2 separate regions of the Homo sapiens genome follow, and region 1 is linked to region 2. Evidence: read pairs that join two places in POLR2A ChIA-PET (ENCODE). Cell type or tissue: A673. All regions are shown on one strand. Each heading gives the region's core, and the rest is flanking DNA. Links, peaks and the distances in the headings are about the cores only. Region 1 overlaps MTHFD1L (methylenetetrahydrofolate dehydrogenase (NADP+ dependent) 1 like). Region 2 overlaps ZBTB2 (zinc finger and BTB domain containing 2).

Region 1 (4,398 bases), core at 333-4,332, 470 kb after region 2:
AACCTCGTCTCTAGAAAAGGTACAAAAATCAGTTGGGACTGGGCGCGGTGGCTCACGCCTGTAATCCCAGCACTTTGGGAGGCCGAGTCGGGCGGATGACCAGGTCAGGAGATCGAGACCATCCTGGCTAACACGGTGAAACCCCGTCTCTACTAAAAATACAAAAAAAAAAACTAGCCGGGCGTGGTGGCGGGCGCCTTTAGTCCCAGATACTCGGGAGGCTGAAGCAGGAGAATGGCGTGAACCCGGGAGGCGGAGCTTGCAGTGAGCCGAGCTCATGCCACTGCACTCCAGCCTGGGGGAGGGAGCGAGACTCTGCCTCAAAAAAAAAAATTAGTTGGGCATGGTGGCATATGTCTGTAGTCCCAGCTACCTGGGGGCTGGGGCAGGAGGATCGCTTGAGCTCAGGATGCAGTGGGCCTGCAGTTGCGCCACTGCATTCCTGCCTGGATGACAGAGCGAGACTCTGTCTCAAAAAATAAAAATAAAAAAAATAAAAATAAGTTCTGAATCCAGAGAATCTCAAGCAATTAAGACTGGCAACTCAGAATCAGACATACATTTTTAATAAATTTCATGGCTAAAGAAAATTAAGAAAGGGAATCATTATTTCACCCCCTGCCCGTGTAGGGGCAGGACTCCATTGGGAGGTTGTCTACGATCTGGGCCTGGGTAATATCCTGGGATCACAGTCCAACGAGGATCTCATCCGAAACCGTGGACGGGTCTTTTCACTTCCCACTAAACACTCTCATCTAACTCATGATTTCTCCAGGGACAAGTCAATGAATCACTTTAAAAGATGGCCATTCTTCTAATGATAATCAAACTTTCTGCAAAAAGAAAATTTAAGGCCAAAGTGTTATCATGCCTTCCTCAGAAATCAGAACCACCCTTTCACTAATATGAGCAGTGCAGAGACCACCCTGGGAACTTTGCCAGAACAATCACTGCAGTGGGAGGGATGCAGGAAAATTCTTCAGCCTTCATGCCATCTCGGCTCTGCGGAAACATCTCAGCTTCTATGCAGTCTGGCCAAGGGCATCCTTCTTATCAAAAAAGCATTCTCCAAGCCCACAGACTTAAATATTTTCTCGCCATCTAGGAGAACAAATTATCCCCAAAATGTATGCGAGGTTTTAAAATCAGGAATGGCTAAAAATTAGAAATCAGTACAGGTAGAACTTGAAAAAAAAAAACAAAAACACTGGTAGCCAGTTTTTCAGTTAAATATATTGACTTTGTAGGATATAAAGTAAAATGCAATAAATAAAATGAGTATCATGATATGGTTTGGTTCTGTGTCTCCACCAAATCTCATGTTCAATTGTAATCCCCAGTGTTGGGGGTGGGGCCTGGTGGGAGGTGACAGGATCATGGGGGTGGCCCTTCATGAAAGGCTTAGCGCCATCCCATTGGTGCTGTTCTCATGATAGTGAGTGAGTTATCCTGAGATCTGGTTTTTAAAAGTATGTAGTATGCACCTCCTCCTCTGATATGGTTTGGCTGTGTCCCCACCCAAATCTCATCTTGAATTGTACTCCCATAATTCCCACGTGTTGTAGGAGGGACCCAGTGGGAGATAATTTGAATCATGGGGGTGGTTTTCCCCATACTCTTCTCATGGTAGTAAATACGTCTCATGAGATCAGATGGTTTTATCAGGGGTTTCCGCTTTTGCATCTTCCTGATTTTCTCTTGCTGCTGCCATGTAAGAAGTGCTTTTCACCTCCCGCCATGATTTTGAGGCCTCCCCAGCCATGTGGAACTGTAAGTCCAATTAAACCTCTTTTTCTTCCCCGTCTCGTGTATGTCTTTATCAGCAGTGCGAAAATGGACTAATACGCCCTCCCTCTCTCTTGCTCCTGCTCTGGCCATGTAAGATATATGTGATTCCCCTTCCCCTTCTACTATAATTGTAAGTTTCCTGAGGCCTTCCAGAAGGCCTTCCAAGCAAATGCCAGCATCATACTACCTGTACAGTCCGTGGAAGTGTGAGACAATTAAACTTCTTTTCTTTATAAATTACCCAGTCTCAGGTATTTCTTTATAGCAGTGTGAGAATGGACTAATACATATCATTTGGTAAAATTTTTGTGACAGTGTTCTTGAGAGTTGCAATCCTAGTTTAAATTATTTGAATTCTTACTGTCAAATGACAGCATATCACTAGTTTTTAAAAGAATGCAATGTAAGACATGATTAAAAAAATTAAAATATTAGTAAACTGATACTAATAAGCTATTAGTAATAACTTAATTTGGACCACTGAAACCAAATTAACAAGGAAATTTATACAGTGCTGCATATTCTAAATGACATGAACCTTTACTTTTTTTAAAAAAAGCAAAATATTAAATACATTGTATTGAGAACTAATTAAAATTTGAAATGGAAAACTGGCAATATACTTCAGGGATAGATCTAGAATATCCAGAATTTACAGGAAAAAATAAATAAAAGAAAACAGTGATAGGTACAATGGATTTTGGAATTACTAAAGTTCAAGAGTCACAAGCAAAGATCCTAATTTTATATCAATTGCTTTGGCATAATGAAAATTACACGGATGTCCAATTTCTCTAAAGCTGACTTTTCTTACATGTTCAGAATTTCATTGGACTTCTTCCTTTCTTGGGTTTGATTTTTCAAATATAAATGTATATTGTGCCAAGATGGAGTCTGAAAGCTGTTTTGTGTGCAGGTGACATGGCAACAAGGAAGTGGAGGGAGGAATGCAGGAAGTGGACCAGCATTTATTGGCAGCTACCATCAAAGAGGCACTGCCCCGAGGTATCATCTCAGTCATTCCTCCCAACAGCCTTGCTCCCAATTTACCCACAAAGAAATTGGGAATCTTATTAATTAATCAGAGAGCTTATTTCCTCAAAGTCACACAGCCTGTAAGTGCAATGCAATTAAGAATTTCTTTTTTTTTTTTTTTTGAGATGGAGTTTCGCTCTTGGTGCCCAGGCTGGAGCGCGATCTCAGCTCACCGTAACCTCCACCTCCTGGGTTCAAGCGATTCTCCTGCCTCAGCCTCCTGAGTAGCTGGGATTACAGGCATGCGCCACCATGCCCGGCTAATTTTGTATTTTTAGTAGAGATGGGGTTTCTCCACGTTGGTCAGGCTGGTCTCGAACTCCCCACCGCAGGTGATCCGCCTGCCTCAGCCTCCCAAAGTGCTAGGATTACAGGCGTGAGCCACCGCATCCGGCCAAGAATTTTTTTTACAAAAACAGCTCCCTTGTCCTTGAGTTAGGTTAATCCTGACTCCAAAGTCCATGTTCTTTCCACTACATTTTTTTTTTAATTTTTTGAGATGGAGCTTTGCTCTTGCTGCCCAGGCTGGAGTGCAATGGCGTGATCTCGGCTCACTGCAACCTCTGCCTCTTGGATTCAAGCGATTCTCCTGCCCCAGCCTCCCAAGTAGCTGGGATTACAGGTGCCTGCCACCATGCCCGGCTAACTTTTGTATTTTTAATAGAGATGAGGTTTCACTATGTTGCTCAGGCTGGTCTCGAACTCCTGACTTCAAGTGATCCACTGGCCTCGGCCTCCCAAAGTGCTGGGATTACAGGCATGAGCCACACCACGCCCAGCCTCCAGTAAGTTCTAATGTCTCCCTTCAGAGCCATACGAGAGAAAGTCTCAAGGTCCCTCGGGACCCCCAGCACATCAGCATCCCAGGGCTCTTCCCCTCTTCCACACTAAATAGAATTACATTAGCTTAAAATGATGCTATAAATTACTCTGAGCCACAGAGTTGCTGTTTTGATACTGTTTTCTGAGCCTAAGACGGAAGACCAGCTTCTCCTTGGTCCCATTTGTTACATCAGTAAATAAGTCCTAATATTTAGGGTACAAAATGATTTTGCTTATGATGAAATCTGCTGTTTAGCAAGCAGGGCACTACAAGAGCAGTGCGTAGTTTTTTCATTTGAAATAATTTTTTTAGGCCAGACATGGTGGTTTACACCAGTAATCTCAGCACTTTTTGGAGGTGGAGGCGGGAGGACTATTTGAGGCCGGGAGTTCAAGACCAGCCTGGGCAACACAGTGAGAACCCTGCCTCAACAACAACAAAAAAAATTGTTTTAATTAGCTGAGGAGGGAGGATTGCTGGAGCCCAGGAGTTTGAGGCTGTGATCGTGCCACTGTACTCTAGCCTGGGCAACAGAGCAAGACTTTTTCTAAGAAATAGGTTTTTTTGGTTGTCTTTTTTTTTTTTTTTAAAGTAGTTACTCTTACAGCTAGAAAACAGAATGTTGAAATTTCCTTGTTTTAAAATCTAAACATTGGACTCATGCAATAGTAGAGTGAACAGAACCAACTAGCTGGGTATAATTGTTTTCTGAGCTCTGTGTCTGGGATATTAGCCATCAGGAAAATCTCTCC
Region 2 (4,398 bases), core at 328-4,327:
TGAAGCCCCAGGATCCTTTCAGGATTCAATGAAGTCAAAACTGTTGTCACAGTAATACTAAGTTGTTATGGCCTTTTCCGCTGTGTTGACAAAATGTCTTCTCAGTGTTGACACTGAGAAGATCTGCTTAATTCAGTGAGCCGATATTTTCCAAATGACCAACAGATGATGTTAAAAATCATGAGTGGGTAAATGATCCGTTGAAAGTGGATAGACCAATGAATATTACTATAATAGAGTAGGAAAAGTTAATTCAGTTATGTAGTTTTATATTACACAACCAACTTTTAAGAAAGTAGACTTGTCAAGTGTTGGTATAATATAAAAGAGGACTGTCCACAATTACCTGAAAAGGCTATTCAAATATATCTCCTTTTTCCAACTACATAGGTGGGTGAGGCTGGATTTTCTTCACTACTCAACCAAAACAGAGTTAATTGAGGAGTAAATGCAAAATCCAGTTGTCTTCTGTTAAAGAGAATTGCAAAAATATAAAAAGACACCACTTTGTTATTTTAGAAAATACAATTATTTTTTCATAAAAATGTTCTGTACTTTAACATGTAATGGCCTTATTGTTTTTAATTGAATTAAATATTTCTAAAATTTCTCCATTTTGGTAATTATCAGTAGTTAAAATCCATATAAACATATAATTGATGTTCTTAATAATTTTTAAGACCATTAAGGGATCCCAACACCAAAAAGTTTCAGAAGCTCTGCTCTAAAATATTGAAACATATTATTAAGACTTTGAGTTAAACACATTTGAAACTCACCTGTGTTATATACCCTGAACTACACATTTAGGTGATTATATTTTCTTCAGATTAATTTTACTAATCATTTTATGGTATATAAAAAACAAAGGCAATCTCCACTCTGGTGGATTATTAGAAGCAGATCAGTTTTTTGTTGTTGTTGTTTTGAGACAGGGTCTCACTCTTTCATGCAGGCTAGAGTGCAGTGGCATGACCATGGCTCACAGCAGCCTCAGCCTCCCTGGCTCAAGCAATCCTCCCACCTCAGCCTTCTGGTAGCTGGGACCATGGGCACATGCCACCACATTCAGCTAATTTTCTTTTTATAGAGACAGGGTCTCGTCATGTTGCGCAGGCTGGTCTCCGGGGCTCAAGTGATCTGCCCGCCTTGGCCTCCCAAAGTGCTGAGATTACAGGGGTGAGCCACTGTCCCAAGCCCAGATTAATTTTTTAATTTTGCCGTGTGTAATCATCTGTAAGTTTCCTTCAGGTTGATTGTAGCATAATGCCTTTAGAATTATTACTTTAATATGAACTCGTTATTAGCCATAAATCTCTGATCTACTTCTGTTTGACACCTAAGATGTCCCTGAATTGCCTCCTTATGACCCCAACTTACATTTGGAAACTAAAAACTAATTTAAGTGTAAACATAGGGAAAATATAATTGAAAACAGGAGTATTTTACAAATGCAGTGCTTTTTAATATGAAAATAAGTGCTGTTTATGCCTCTCTCTTTTCTAATTACTATGGAAGAAGGTTGACTAAGGAAATGTTAAGAAAAAAATGCCACTCCATTATCACAACTAAATAAGATGCATTTTCTACCTTCAAAATACAGTTTTAAAATGTATTAAAATTCAAATGACCAGCCTTCAGGTTTACTTCATGGGCCCTCCAATATTAATTATTAATAATAGTAATTGAAAAATCAGCTTTTCATCCTAGTAAGTGGTCTAAACTACTTGAAAGAATCAATCTTACTTGTGGGTAATGCCTCTGCTGTTACTGATTGTCCTTTGAATTACAATATTCATTTATGCTTCACTTAAATAAAATCAAGGACTTCAGAGGACCCTTTTAGTGCCCTTGAAATGGGTAGTGTAAGTGGTGTTTAGTGTCTTAGAACAGCTATTATCTTTAAAAACTGAATCAACAATTTCCACAAGCTGTTTTGATCTCCTATTCTTACACTGAAAATGAAGGAGGAACTTAGGTTGTCAAAATACAACATAATTGTATGTGCCCCATTCTTCTGCACTTCTAAAAGGATGAGTGAGTTGCTTACGGATCAGCCCACATGTGCTCTGTGATGAAAACTGAAAGCAAGTGACAGCTAGGTGGTCAATGTCCTGTTATCAAGGAGGAAACAGTGGCAATGAAAACCAAAGCATTAAATAATCTGAAAGGTCATTTGTATTTGGCTCTAGGAAGTGTTTTTTATTTTTTCAACATGAGTATGTCTTATAGTCTCTGAATTTACTTAAGAAAAGTAAAAGCTTTGTACACATACATATACAGAAAGAAGGCATTCCATGAAAACCCATTTATAGGCACTGCCTCCTCTCTCCTGTGCTACTTTTCTTCAGTTCCTCTCAGCTCACTATTCTAATTTAGAAAAGACAAATGACTTGTTTTTTATTTAGTTGGGTTTTTTTTAAGTTCATATACAGTGTTAAATGGTTAGGGATTTTACATAGGTCTTCAGTTTCATGTCTTGATTGTCGGCCCTTTGTGACTGCGATCAGTAAGAACTTTTAGGAATGCTCTGTAGGGCAAGGTAGTAGAGTGGAGACAACATGAACTGTATGCCCAGAAGACCAGAGTTCAATCCTGACTCTTATTTGTTGATAATTTTAACCTCTCTCAACTACAGTGTAGTGATTTAAGGACATGGTTTTTCTGAAGACGCAGACAATTCACAGTCAGGACTTCCAAGCTCCAGACCAGTGTAACCAACATATACTCTGCATCTCCACTTGGTTATCTCAAAAGTATCTCAAACCCAACATGTGTGAACCTAACCTCTTGCTCTTCCCGCCAAATTATTATTTGCCCTGTGTTCCCTCCTGTTGGAGGGCACCAAGATCTATGCGGTTATACAAATAAGAAGTCTAGGAAGTCATCTTGGACACTTTGATCTGCTCCATTCTCCTTCATCTGACTCAACCAGGTCTGTTGATTTTTTACCTTCTAAATATCTTTTGAATCCTGTCAATTTCCTCCATCTTTCTCAGTACCACCTGGGTCCATCATCTCTTTTGTAGACCACTAGCAGTTGTCTCCTCTAGACCACTTTCCAGCAGGTCTTCACTTGCCCGCTTGTTACCCCCTCCTCCCCAGCTTGATTAGTTCCGCAGTCTCTACATTGTAGAGATCTTATCAAGTCATCCTGCTTAAAATCCTCTTGGGTGGCTTCCCATTGCTTTTAAGATATGGACCAAAATCCTTAACATGACGTCTGTCTCCATCCTCGTTATTCTCTGGCTCTCTACCCTTCCGGGTTATTGTGAATTATAAAGCACTATTCAGAAATTAATTATTAGCATGAAGAAACACAAGGTAGTATTTTTAAATGGAAAAATTATTCCAAAACAGCAGGTGTTAAATTGATGAGAATTTTTTAGGTCAATCTAGGATAACTAGAAACTCAACTTCTACCCTCAGTCACCCAGCTGGTAAGAGGCTGAGCCTTGACTGGAACTCAGCACTCTTCTTCTCCCGGAGCATCTGCTTATTAATTTACTTAACAAATACTAAACCCTAGGCCATATACAAGGCACTGGGATAAAATAGTAAATGATGAGGAAGATTTGTTGCCAGCTTTCCAGAAGCATCAGGCAAGGTGTATAAACTGGCTCGTTCACACATGCACCAGGGCAAGGAGATTATGAGGGGCAGGGGCAGGGGCAGGGGTATGTGTGTGTGTGTGTCTGCCTGTCTGTCTGTCTGTCTCATGGTCAGTTCCTCTGAAAGCAGCATATTCAAAATCCTGGAGCAGAGGTTCTAAGCCTGTGTGCAGATGGGACCCCTCTCCCCTAACCCTTTAGAGTTCAGGCTGCCAAGCTGCCCAGCCTCGAGAGTGAAGCCTTTGAGCAGTAAGTATTGTACGCTGTCAGGAGCCAAATCATCACCAGGGTGTTCAGGACCTTCTGGGAGACGAAACTGCCATTCCTTGGCTTAGCTTAGCTTATCCAGAAGTCCCAAAGTGAGTGAAATAACATCATTTTGTCTCCATTATCAATATATTCAAATAAAACTGAATTTTTAATAATCCTTGTATTTCAAAACAAGCTGGACCCTTGATGATCCATTCGTAGAGCTCACCAAACTGACAATTGCATATAATTAGCTGGGCAAGGTGGCATGCACTTCTAGTCCCAGCTACTCAGGAGGCTGAGGCAGGAGGATCACTTGAACCCAGGAGTTCAAGACCAGCCTGGGCAACATAGCAAGACCCCATATAAAAAATTAGATACAGGCCTGGTGCGGTGGCTCACGCATGTAATCCCAGCACTTTGGGAGGCCGAGGCGGGTGGATCACGAAGTCAGGAGTTCAAGACCAGCCTGGCCAACATGGTGAAACCCCGTCTCTACTAAAAATACAAAAATTAGCCAGGTGTGGTGGGTGCCTAT

The links. Peaks named below come from ENCODE experiments on the same cell type or tissue, not always from the same donor. Only the 100,000 strongest peaks of a DNase experiment are listed, where the experiment ranks them.
Region 1: POLR2A ChIA-PET joins it to region 2 with 9 read pairs; 2 of 35 experiments call an interaction of 5 or more read pairs at or near these places.

The regions. Positions count from the first base shown.
Region 1 is chr6:150,909,103-150,913,500 of GRCh38, reverse strand. All of the region lies in intron 8 of MTHFD1L (methylenetetrahydrofolate dehydrogenase (NADP+ dependent) 1 like), which reads right to left. Among named protein-coding and RNA genes, the nearest start is that of MTHFD1L, 46 kb to the right of the region's middle. In A673, for the core only: no CTCF peak of the experiment used is centred there; no DNase peak of the experiment used is centred there.
Region 2 is chr6:151,383,064-151,387,461 of GRCh38, reverse strand. The region is part of intron 1 of ZBTB2 (zinc finger and BTB domain containing 2); the gene reads left to right. Among named protein-coding and RNA genes, the nearest start is that of ZBTB2, 6.3 kb to the left of the region's middle. RefSeq lists an enhancer at 1,841-2,000. In A673, for the core only: no CTCF peak of the experiment used is centred there; no DNase peak of the experiment used is centred there; H3K27ac peaks cover 460 bases.